Linked DNA regions of Homo sapiens: region 2 is linked to region 1. Evidence: chromatin contacts called from ENCODE Hi-C or POLR2A ChIA-PET data. All regions are on one chromosome and are shown on one strand. Each heading gives the region's core, a stretch centred on a gene start or an enhancer-like site at or near the end of the contact. The rest is flanking DNA. Distances are from core to core; before and after follow the strand shown. Region 1 holds the start of SNHG29 (small nucleolar RNA host gene 29). Region 2 holds the start of ZNF287 (zinc finger protein 287).

Region 1 (4,237 bases), core at 76-2,575:
TCTTGCTGGAAGCCCCCCTCCTCCATTAAAACCCTACACTTGGGGGTGGGGGGAGGGATAGCATTAGGAGATATACCTAATGTAAATGATGAGTTAATGGGTGCAGCATACCAACATGGCACATGTATACATATGTAACAAACCTGCACGTTGTGCACATGTACCCTAGAACTTAAAGTATAATAATAAAATAAAACCCTACACTTGCCGGGCGCCTGTAATCCCAGCACTCTGGGAGGCCCAGGCGGGCGGATCACCTGAGTTCAGGAGTTCGAAACCAGCCTGACCAACATGGAGAAACCCCGTCTCTACTAAAAATACAAAATTAGCCGGGCGTGGTGGCGCATGCCTGTAATCCCAGCTACTCGGGAGGCTGAGGCAGAAGAATCGCTTGAACCCGGGAGGCAGAGGTTGCGGTGAGCGGAGATCGCGCCATTGCAGTCCAGCCTGGGCAACAGGAGCGAAATTCCGTCTCAAAAAAACACAAAAACGAGCAACAACAACAACAACAACAAAAACCCTACACTTATTTCTGAGGCCAGCTCAAAAGGTCTTATGATTGTCTTCCCAGTTTTTTGCAGTCAAAATGAATTTCTTTCCCTTGGTATAACGTGTGTGTGCAAAACGTGGTTGCATGGATTCTTTTTCAAGGAGAGAGCTGAGCATGTTCATAGGCTGAAAGGAAAGCCACAGTAGAGAGAGTTTTCCATGGAAGGTGAGGCAGGGGCATAGGTGGAGGAGGCCCCAAGGAATGAGGAGAGGAAAGGAGGTGGGCAGAGCTTTACCCCAGAGGCGAGCAGAGGATGGACGTGGATCTAGATAAGACGTCAGCTCGTTCCCTAAAGGTCGTGCTAAAGGAGTAATGAGGGTGACCAGTGCGCAGGGGTTTGAGAAGCCCCGTGGATGTGGTGAAATAGCTGTGGGGAGAGTATTTGGCAACGCTCAATAGATTCAGGAGGAGCTACTAGGATGAATGGCTGCCTTGTGCCACAGCTCTACAGGCTTTCACGTGTGTCATCTCACGTGATCTTCTGGGGCGCTGGTGTCTCCGTTTACTAGAGGACCAATCGGAAGCTTAAAGAGAATGAGTAATTGGCCCAAGACCACCCAGCTAAGGAGTGGCGGAGGTGGGGCCCAAACGCGCGATCCAGCCCTCGCGCAGGCGCCCTGGAACTCCCCGCGCGTGTTGTGACCCAGAATTCCCGGGGCTGTGGAAGAGACCATAGACTCAACAGGAGGGGGAGTCCTGGGTAGCGCGCCGGTCTAAATCGTTACTTGGCGGAAAGTTCCCATGAGTCTTTGCCAGCGTCCCCCTCCTTTTGTGAGGATTGGGATATTCCGACTCCTTAAGGGCCTGGCGCACATAAGGTGTGACCTTTTCATTCCCGTTGTTATGGAGGTAGGCTCTCTAGGAATCTGGGAGTAGTAGCTGGGGGGCAAGAGCAAATAAAGAGCTCGAGCTTCTGTGGTCTCTGGGGAGATGTTCCCGGGAAGCCTGTCTAGAGGGCGGAGGGCAGCTGTTGAGATGGCGTGGCTCCCCGGCTCCTGCGCCCGCGTGGCTTTCGCGGCGGGCGCTGCGGCCCGGTATTGGACAGCCTGGCAGGGCAGCGCGGGGCCGAATCCGGCTGCCGTGGCTGAGGCTCATGGATCACTCTTTTGTGGTAGGGCCACATCTGCCAGAGCCTGGAGTCTGCGAAGGCCGGGACCCGGTTCCCCGGCCCACAGTGGGGGTGTGCAAACCCGAGAGAACTGGGTAAGTTGGGGTCGGCTTGCAGTTTGGGGTACCCCGAGGGCGGTGTACGTCGGTAAGATTGTAACAGTATTACTGGAAGACTTATTCGACTGTCCTGATGATACTTGTAATAGGAAGTGCCGTCAGAAGCGATAACTGACGACGTCTAATGTCTATCTGACCGCAGTCGCTGAAACCTCTACAACTTAGTTGACCGTAACTGCCAGAGCCCTGCCCTGAATTCCTGTCCTTACTCCCTCTTTAAGATTGCGTACCCACTGCAGAGTGCTGAAGACGGGGTAGCCACGAGGTGAGAGGCTCTCTGGTGTAGGGTTTAACATGGAACGTAGTTTTGTCACTTGAATGCACGGAAATTGGCGTTTTGACAGTTTTCTACGTTTAGGTGTTTTATACACTTTAGGGTAACGTTATCATGTCATTGCATAGGGTGGAACTTAAATAGAAACTGGAGATGGCTGCTTCAGCCACAGTCCTAACCTAGAACTGCATTTAAAGCAAACTGATAATGCAGAAACAAACTCCTTCGTTAAGAAATGTCTCCAGTAGCAGGGTTAGCTTAAGTTTCAGGTAGGGTCTAGATCTGCGGTTGGAACAGTACTGGAGGGTTGTGAGGTGCTTGACTGCTCTGATGAAATCACTAATAGGAAGTGCCGTCAGAAGCGATAACTGACGAAGACTACTCCTGTCTGATTGCAGTCAAGTCTTCACCACTTGCTGGTTCCCAGGAGTAAACTTGTTTGAACGGTGACCTAATTGCTATATTCACCTAGGTTGCAAATTCGTGAAGAATCAGCATCATGTTTGGCAGCTGAGTATTGGAGCCAGGAGCCTGCCATGAGGTAAGCCTTGCTCTATGGGGAGGCTAGTGGCTGACCACGCCTAGCTGTCAGGTCGAATATTGGCAATTGGATTTGGTTAACCTAATACCTTGTAACAGTGTAGCCTATCCCAGAGATACTGATTTTAGTTTCCGGTGGCAGTGGAGCCAGGGTGGATTACCTAGAAAGAGGGGCTACTCTATTTACCTCTTGGCTGTTTAGTCTCGGGCAAATTACCTGTCTGCTGAGATGTAGTTTTCCTCAGATGTGAAAAGGAAAAGTAATCTTAGCTTTGTGAAGTTTAAATTGATATGACTGAAATGGAGATTACAACTCCCCTGAGGCTGGGCACAGTGGCCTGTAATCCCAGCACTTTGGGAGGCTAAGGTGGGTGGATCACCTGAGGTCAGGAGTTCAAGACCAGCCTGGCTGGCCGACATGGTGAAACCCCATCTCTACCAAAAATACAAAAATTAGCCGGGTGTGGTGGCGTGTACTTGTAATCCCAGCTACTTTGGGGGCTGAGCCAGGAGAATCGCTTGAACCCGGGAGGCGGAGGTTGTAGTGAGTCGAAATCGTGCCACTGCACTCCAGCCTGGGCAACAGCGAGACTCCATCTCAAAAAAAAAAAAAAAATTACAACCTACTGAGAAGCTAATTAAGATTTGTAGTCCTCAATAATTTACAAAAACTTAGAAAAATTACCTCTAATTAGGTCTTAAGGGGCTTTTGTTAGGATGGACTTAAATTTGTAAAGTCATTAATTGACTGTCATCAGAAATGCCTGTCCTGCTCTGCATCTGCAGTCTCTAAGGTGTATGCGCCTTCTCCATTCCCCCAGGTTTTGAGAACAGAGTGCTGTTTTAGAGCTGGCAGCAGCATCTCAGCCCAAGAGAAGGTAAGCCTTGAGCTGGCCAATGATCCCTTCAACCCCATAGTGGAATGAATAAACAGCTGATCTTGTTAAAACTCGCTTCAAAAAAAAAAGATATCAAATGATGAAATCACCCAAAATAGCTGGAATTACCGGCAGATTGTGTAGTGGTGAACCTATGGTTTTCTGAAGATATCTCTTACCCTGTGATTGACTGTCAGTTGGTGCAGAAAGTGAGATTGAAATGTAGTTTCTTTGCAGGTTATATTCCCAGAGGATGTCAGTCCCAAGGACCAGTAGCTGCCATCAGTTTGGATTCTGAAAACTAACTGGCATCAACACTGGGTGTAGAAACATGCTTGCCTTATGTATCAGAGGACATGCTCAGCAGATCCAAGAGATATATTTGGCAACTTTTTCTAGAAAAGGCACATTGGGTATCATTCATTACATTCTTGAGTTTTTTTGGGTTTTTTTTTTTTTTTTTGAGACAGTCTTGCTGTATTGCCCAGGCTGGAGTGTGGTGGCACAATCACAGCTCATTGCATCCTCAATCACCCAGGCCTAAGCAATCCTCCCACCTTGTAGCTGGGACTACAGCTCACAGCACACCTGGCTAAAATTTTTTTTTTGTTGAGACGGATTCTCTATGTTGCCCAGGCTGGTCTCAGGCTCCTGGGCTCAGATGGTCCTCCTGCCTCAGCTTCCAAAGGCACAGGCCAAGTTGTAGCTTTGTCCCTTGCCATCATGCCCAACAAGAGGTTCTATACCTTTTAATGAATTGACTTTCAT
Region 2 (4,365 bases), core at 1,249-3,748, 130 kb after region 1:
TTCTTAAATCGAGAAGTAAGAAGGAAATCAAAAACAGCACTCCTACTTCAAAGCATCAGAGGAAAGGGCCAATGACTTGTCCTAAGACATCAAAACAGACTTCAAAAACAAGCTCGCTCTAAAAATCTTAAAGAGTATGAACAAAATTCACATTTTAACTAAATCCTTATGTGATATTAATTTTGTGAGTTATCTCTTAATAAGGGAATGTTCTCTAGACCCTTTCTTCCTTTTTTGGAAGTATTTTATTGTAAAATTCAATTCACAAAGCAAATGATTTATTAGTAGAATGGTGCAAACCTCTGAAGGTACTTTCTGAGGGCTCACACAGTGGTAATTTGGTTGCGTCTGGTCATTATTTCAAGACGTTTTTCTTGGGGGTTTAGATAATGTGTGTTTGCTCCCAAGCAATCTGGAAGGAGAACACCATGCAGGATGGAGCTCATGTTAAAGCCTTGTTCTCACTCACTAACCTTTGTTCTCCCCAGTTTCTTTCTTTTTAAAAAATGCATCCTGGACCTCTCAGTGCTCTCCCTGATTTCTTTAAAGGAGCTGCTCAGATGTGCTAGTTGTCTTCTTTAACCACCCAGGGATTCCTCCCCTCTCTGCTCTATGATTCTCACCTTCCTCTTCTAGAATCTGAGTCAAATCCTCCACCAGAGTCACTGCTTCCTCGCTGCTCTCTGGATACTGGGACTTTACCCAAGTCCTAACCTCACCAGGCAGGATGGTCAGGAATTGCTCCAGCACCAGCAGCTCCAAAATTTGTTCCTTTGAGTGAATCTCAGGTCTCAGCCACTTAAGGCAGAGCTCTCGGAGTTGACTCAATGCCTTTCGAGGACCAGCCAGGTCTGGGTATGGAAAATTCCTAAAATTCTGTCGACAGGTCTCAGTGTCACGCAAGAATCTTGAAGTAAGGATTTCCTTCTCAACATTGTAGGGTCCACTCTGAGCCTTGTCTGACTTCCACCTTAGAAGGATTTGAGAACGTGAAGAACTGTTCATCCTCTTGCTTGAGGCTAACATTGCTACAGACAGGAGAGTCAATCTGGCAATATCCTTTATTTCTCCAGTAGTGAGCCAACTGCTTGAAGTCTCATGCTAGAGTCACAAGGACACTATATCAAAGGCTGCTGCAGCCGAGGGCAGAACAGAATCAAGGTAGAGTTAGCAGCCTTAGTGACAAATTCTGAGCCCAGAACTTGCAGGGATGGATAAGAGACCCTGAAACACAAGCATGGACCACAAGGTCAAGAATCCCTGGTGTACTCTACTATACATATACACACACAGAAACAGACTCGCAGTGTGCATAGATGAACACACATAAGCTTTACCTTGTCTTCCTCCCCTATATCCTTAGACTTGTAAGGGAACTGCCATCTGCTTGGGGTTGGTGGGGGATGGAGCTGCTATTAAAAAGGTAGTGTCAGAGGCAATGACTCGAATCTAAGCCAAACAACAGATTAAACCTCTAACCTGTTGTAACAAAAATTAAACATTTTTATAGAGAAAATAGTTTCATTATTTTAGTCACTGATGTTACAGAAGCTGTAATGACTGAACGGACTCTCAACAATAACAAAGTGAATCTGTTACTTGGAAGAAACTAGGAGAATTTCTTCTTAATACAGTGCTCAAGGTTCCCAAGGGAACTGTCAGGGGAAAGGGCGAGCCATTTATCTGCGTTGCATGTTAATGCCAGCCGATTCTAGCCTTTCACTATCAGAGGGTTGGGAAGACCAGCGGGTTGGACTGGAAAAGAGTGAAGAGGTTGGTGTGACTTCAAGTCCTTTAAGTGCTTCTATAGGAGACAGTTCTTTAGGGATATATTCGAAACCAGGATTCTCGAAGGAAACCTTAGAACCGGCCTGATCTGGAGGAGAACCGACACCACCTCTCCCCAGGCTCCAGCTCCGAGCCCTGCTGAGGCACAGTCGTGCCACCAAAGACAACTGTTTACAAGGCCCTGCGGAGGTGATGCGACAGCCTTGCCTTGCCTCCTGTCGCCTCCCCTTCCCGGCCAAGTCCCTCTGCCTCTTACTCCTCTTCAGCCGCAGGGTCGAGGTCGAGGGCAGCGGGGGAGTCGGGGACCGTGCGACGCGCAACGCTGGGACTGGGCCCACAGCAGCCTCCACCCCGTCTTTGCCCTCCCGCAAGCCACGAGCACGGGAGCCCGCGCGTGGACGGGCTCGGGCTGTCACTGATCGCGCGGACACTCGCGCGCTGCGCCCGGACATCAATACCTGTCGCTGGGACCCGGCCGACGGGCAGCCGGAGCGGCCCTAAGGCCACAGGCAACAATGGCGACGCTGGCACAGGCGCCTGCGTGGCGGGCTCAGTCCCGAGCGGCAGCGGATCCTCGGGCTCCGCCACTTCCCTTCCCCGCAAAGCACAGAGTGTCCCGGCCAGGAGCTGCACGTTCCAGCCCGGTCCTGAGAAGCCCGGCCCAGAAACCCCGGCGCCTCTGCTTAGCCGCGACCTCGCCTCGGCGTCACTGCGCATGTGCGCCAGAGGAACGCTGCGCGCCCGCAGAGCCAATCGGAGCCCAAGCTGCCGCCTCCCCCTCCCGCGCCTCTGGCCCTGGACCTGTCTCCATGGCAACCTCCTCCACCCATCGCTCTGACTTGCTTGTCAGCCTGCGAGGTTCCGAAGGGAACTTCAAAGTTTCCCCGGGCAGACGCAGGTCTGGTAGACGTCTTGGAGGCCAGGGAGGTGCCAGTAGCTGGAGGAGCGCCGGGAGTTGAAGCCCCGCGCCAACTACGCAGAGAAAACTGGGCGCCAGATTTCCTAGAGGAAGAATGGGCAGGGAAGATGTGGGTCTAAAGGCAGAAAGACTTAATGTGCGGTTTCGGGCTTTACTGTGCATACATACTAACTGTGAAAGGTTTTCACTTCCTCCTCAGGAATTTGATTCTGAGACTCTCAGATTGGGGGAAAAAAACCCATGTTCTTTCTTTCTTTCTTTTTTTTCTTTTGAGACGGAGTCTCGCTCTGTCGCCCAGGCTGGAGTGCAATGGTGCGAGCTCGGCTCACTGCAACCTCCGCCTCCTGGGTTCAAGTGATTCTCCTGTGTTCAAGTGATTCTCACTTGAACTTCCTGGGTTCAGCCTCCCGAGTAGCTGTTATTTCTAAGAGACACAAAACAAAAATACATAAAACACTGGAAAAATAAAAGCATAGAAAAACATATTCAAGGTGTTCCCGTTATCTACTGTTCTATTAACAAACCACCCCAAAACTTAGTGGTTTTGAAGGACAATCACCGTATTATGCTCATAAATTTCATGGTGAGGAATTTGAAAGGGGAACTGAGTGGGTGGGCCTTTGCCTCATTATGTCTGTAGCCTCTGTTGGGATGATTTGATGGCTGGGAGGGCCCGCTTCCAAGATGGCTTTTCCACTCACATGTCTACTGCTTGGGAGGAGATGGGCTAAAAGATGAACTCGGCTTGTGTTTGACCAGAGTGCCTCAATGTGGTCTCTCCAGCATAAAGGACTGAGGGCAGCTGGACTTGTTACATGGTGGCTCTGGGCTCCAAGAGTGAGCATTCCAGTGAACAAGAGAGAAGCGCCATGGCCAATTATAACATGGCCTTGGAAGTCACCTAACACCAATTCTGTCAGACTCTTGGTCAAAGCAATCACAAGCCTACAGAGAATCAAATGGAGGCAGAATCCTGTGAGGGTGGAGGAGGACTGTCAAAGACTCTTAATATCACCACACCAGGAAAATTTTAACAAAAAGAAAGTTGGACCGGGCGCGGTGGCTCACGCCTGTAATTCCAGCACTTTGGGAGGCCCAGGCAGGTAGATCACCTGAGGTCAGGAGTTTGAGACCAGCCTGGCCAACATGGTGAAACTCCGTCTCTACTAAAAGAACAAAAATTAGCCTGGTGTGGTGGCGCACGCCTGTAATCCCAGCTACTCAAGAGGCTGAGGCAGGAGAATCACTTGAACCTGGGAAGCGGAGGTTGCAATGAGCTGAGATTTTGCCACTGCACTCCATGTACTCCAGCCTGGGCGACACGAGCAAGACTCCATCTCAAAAAAAAAAAAAAACAAACTTGGGGAGTGTGATGGTCTTTTGATGTGTCAACTTGGCTAGGCTACAGTCTCTTGCTATTTAAGTAAACACGAATCTAGGTGTTGCTGTAAAGGCATTTTGTAGATGAGATTGAAGCCCATAAACCCAGTTGGACTAAGTAGCATGGGAGATTATCCTAGATAATTTGGGTGGGCCTGATTCAATCAGTTAAAAGCTTTCAAAAAAGAACCGAAGTTTCCCTGATGGAGAAGAAACTCCATCAGCGTACCACAGCTTCCAGCCTGCCCTTCCTGATGGGGTGCTCTTATGGACTTTGG

What was found. Hi-C counts contacts between places; a loop is a spot of excess contacts on that map. ChIA-PET counts read pairs that join two places held with the same protein, here RNA polymerase II (POLR2A). Pooled maps may share reads with other maps.
Region 2: a loop to region 1 is called in a map of CD4-positive, alpha-beta T cell, with 13 times the contacts of the local background. The contact joins the promoter of ZNF287 here to the promoter of SNHG29 in region 1. A Hi-C loop is called at or near these places in 2 of 168 maps with a recorded cell type or tissue (CD4-positive, alpha-beta T cell and naive thymus-derived CD4-positive, alpha-beta T cell), 1 of 37 single-sample maps with no recorded cell type and 9 of 50 pooled maps. POLR2A ChIA-PET finds 5 or more read pairs at or near these places in 2 of 52 experiments (WTC11 and activated naive CD4-positive, alpha-beta T cell).

What each region holds. Positions count from the first base shown.
Region 1 is chr17:16,437,662-16,441,898 of GRCh38, forward strand. It overlaps SNHG29 (small nucleolar RNA host gene 29), which reads left to right and starts at 1,326. Exons shown (of 4, transcript NR_045025.1): 1 at 1,326-1,399; 2 at 2,524-2,592; 3 at 3,413-3,469. SNORD49B (small nucleolar RNA, C/D box 49B) reads left to right here and starts at 1,848; the gene lies at 1,848-1,895. SNORD49A (small nucleolar RNA, C/D box 49A) reads left to right here and starts at 2,375; the gene lies at 2,375-2,445. It overlaps LRRC75A (leucine rich repeat containing 75A), which reads right to left. Exons shown (of 4, transcript NM_001113567.3): 4 at 3,916-4,237. It also overlaps SNORD65. RefSeq lists enhancers at 1-729, 730-1,629, 745-934, 995-1,324, 1,630-2,531.
Region 2 is chr17:16,566,706-16,571,070 of GRCh38, forward strand. It overlaps ZNF287 (zinc finger protein 287), which reads right to left and starts at 2,499. Exons shown (of 6, transcript NM_020653.4): 1 at 2,247-2,499; 2 at 624-1,224. The coding sequence starts at 1,026. RefSeq lists enhancers at 1,562-2,063, 2,064-2,563.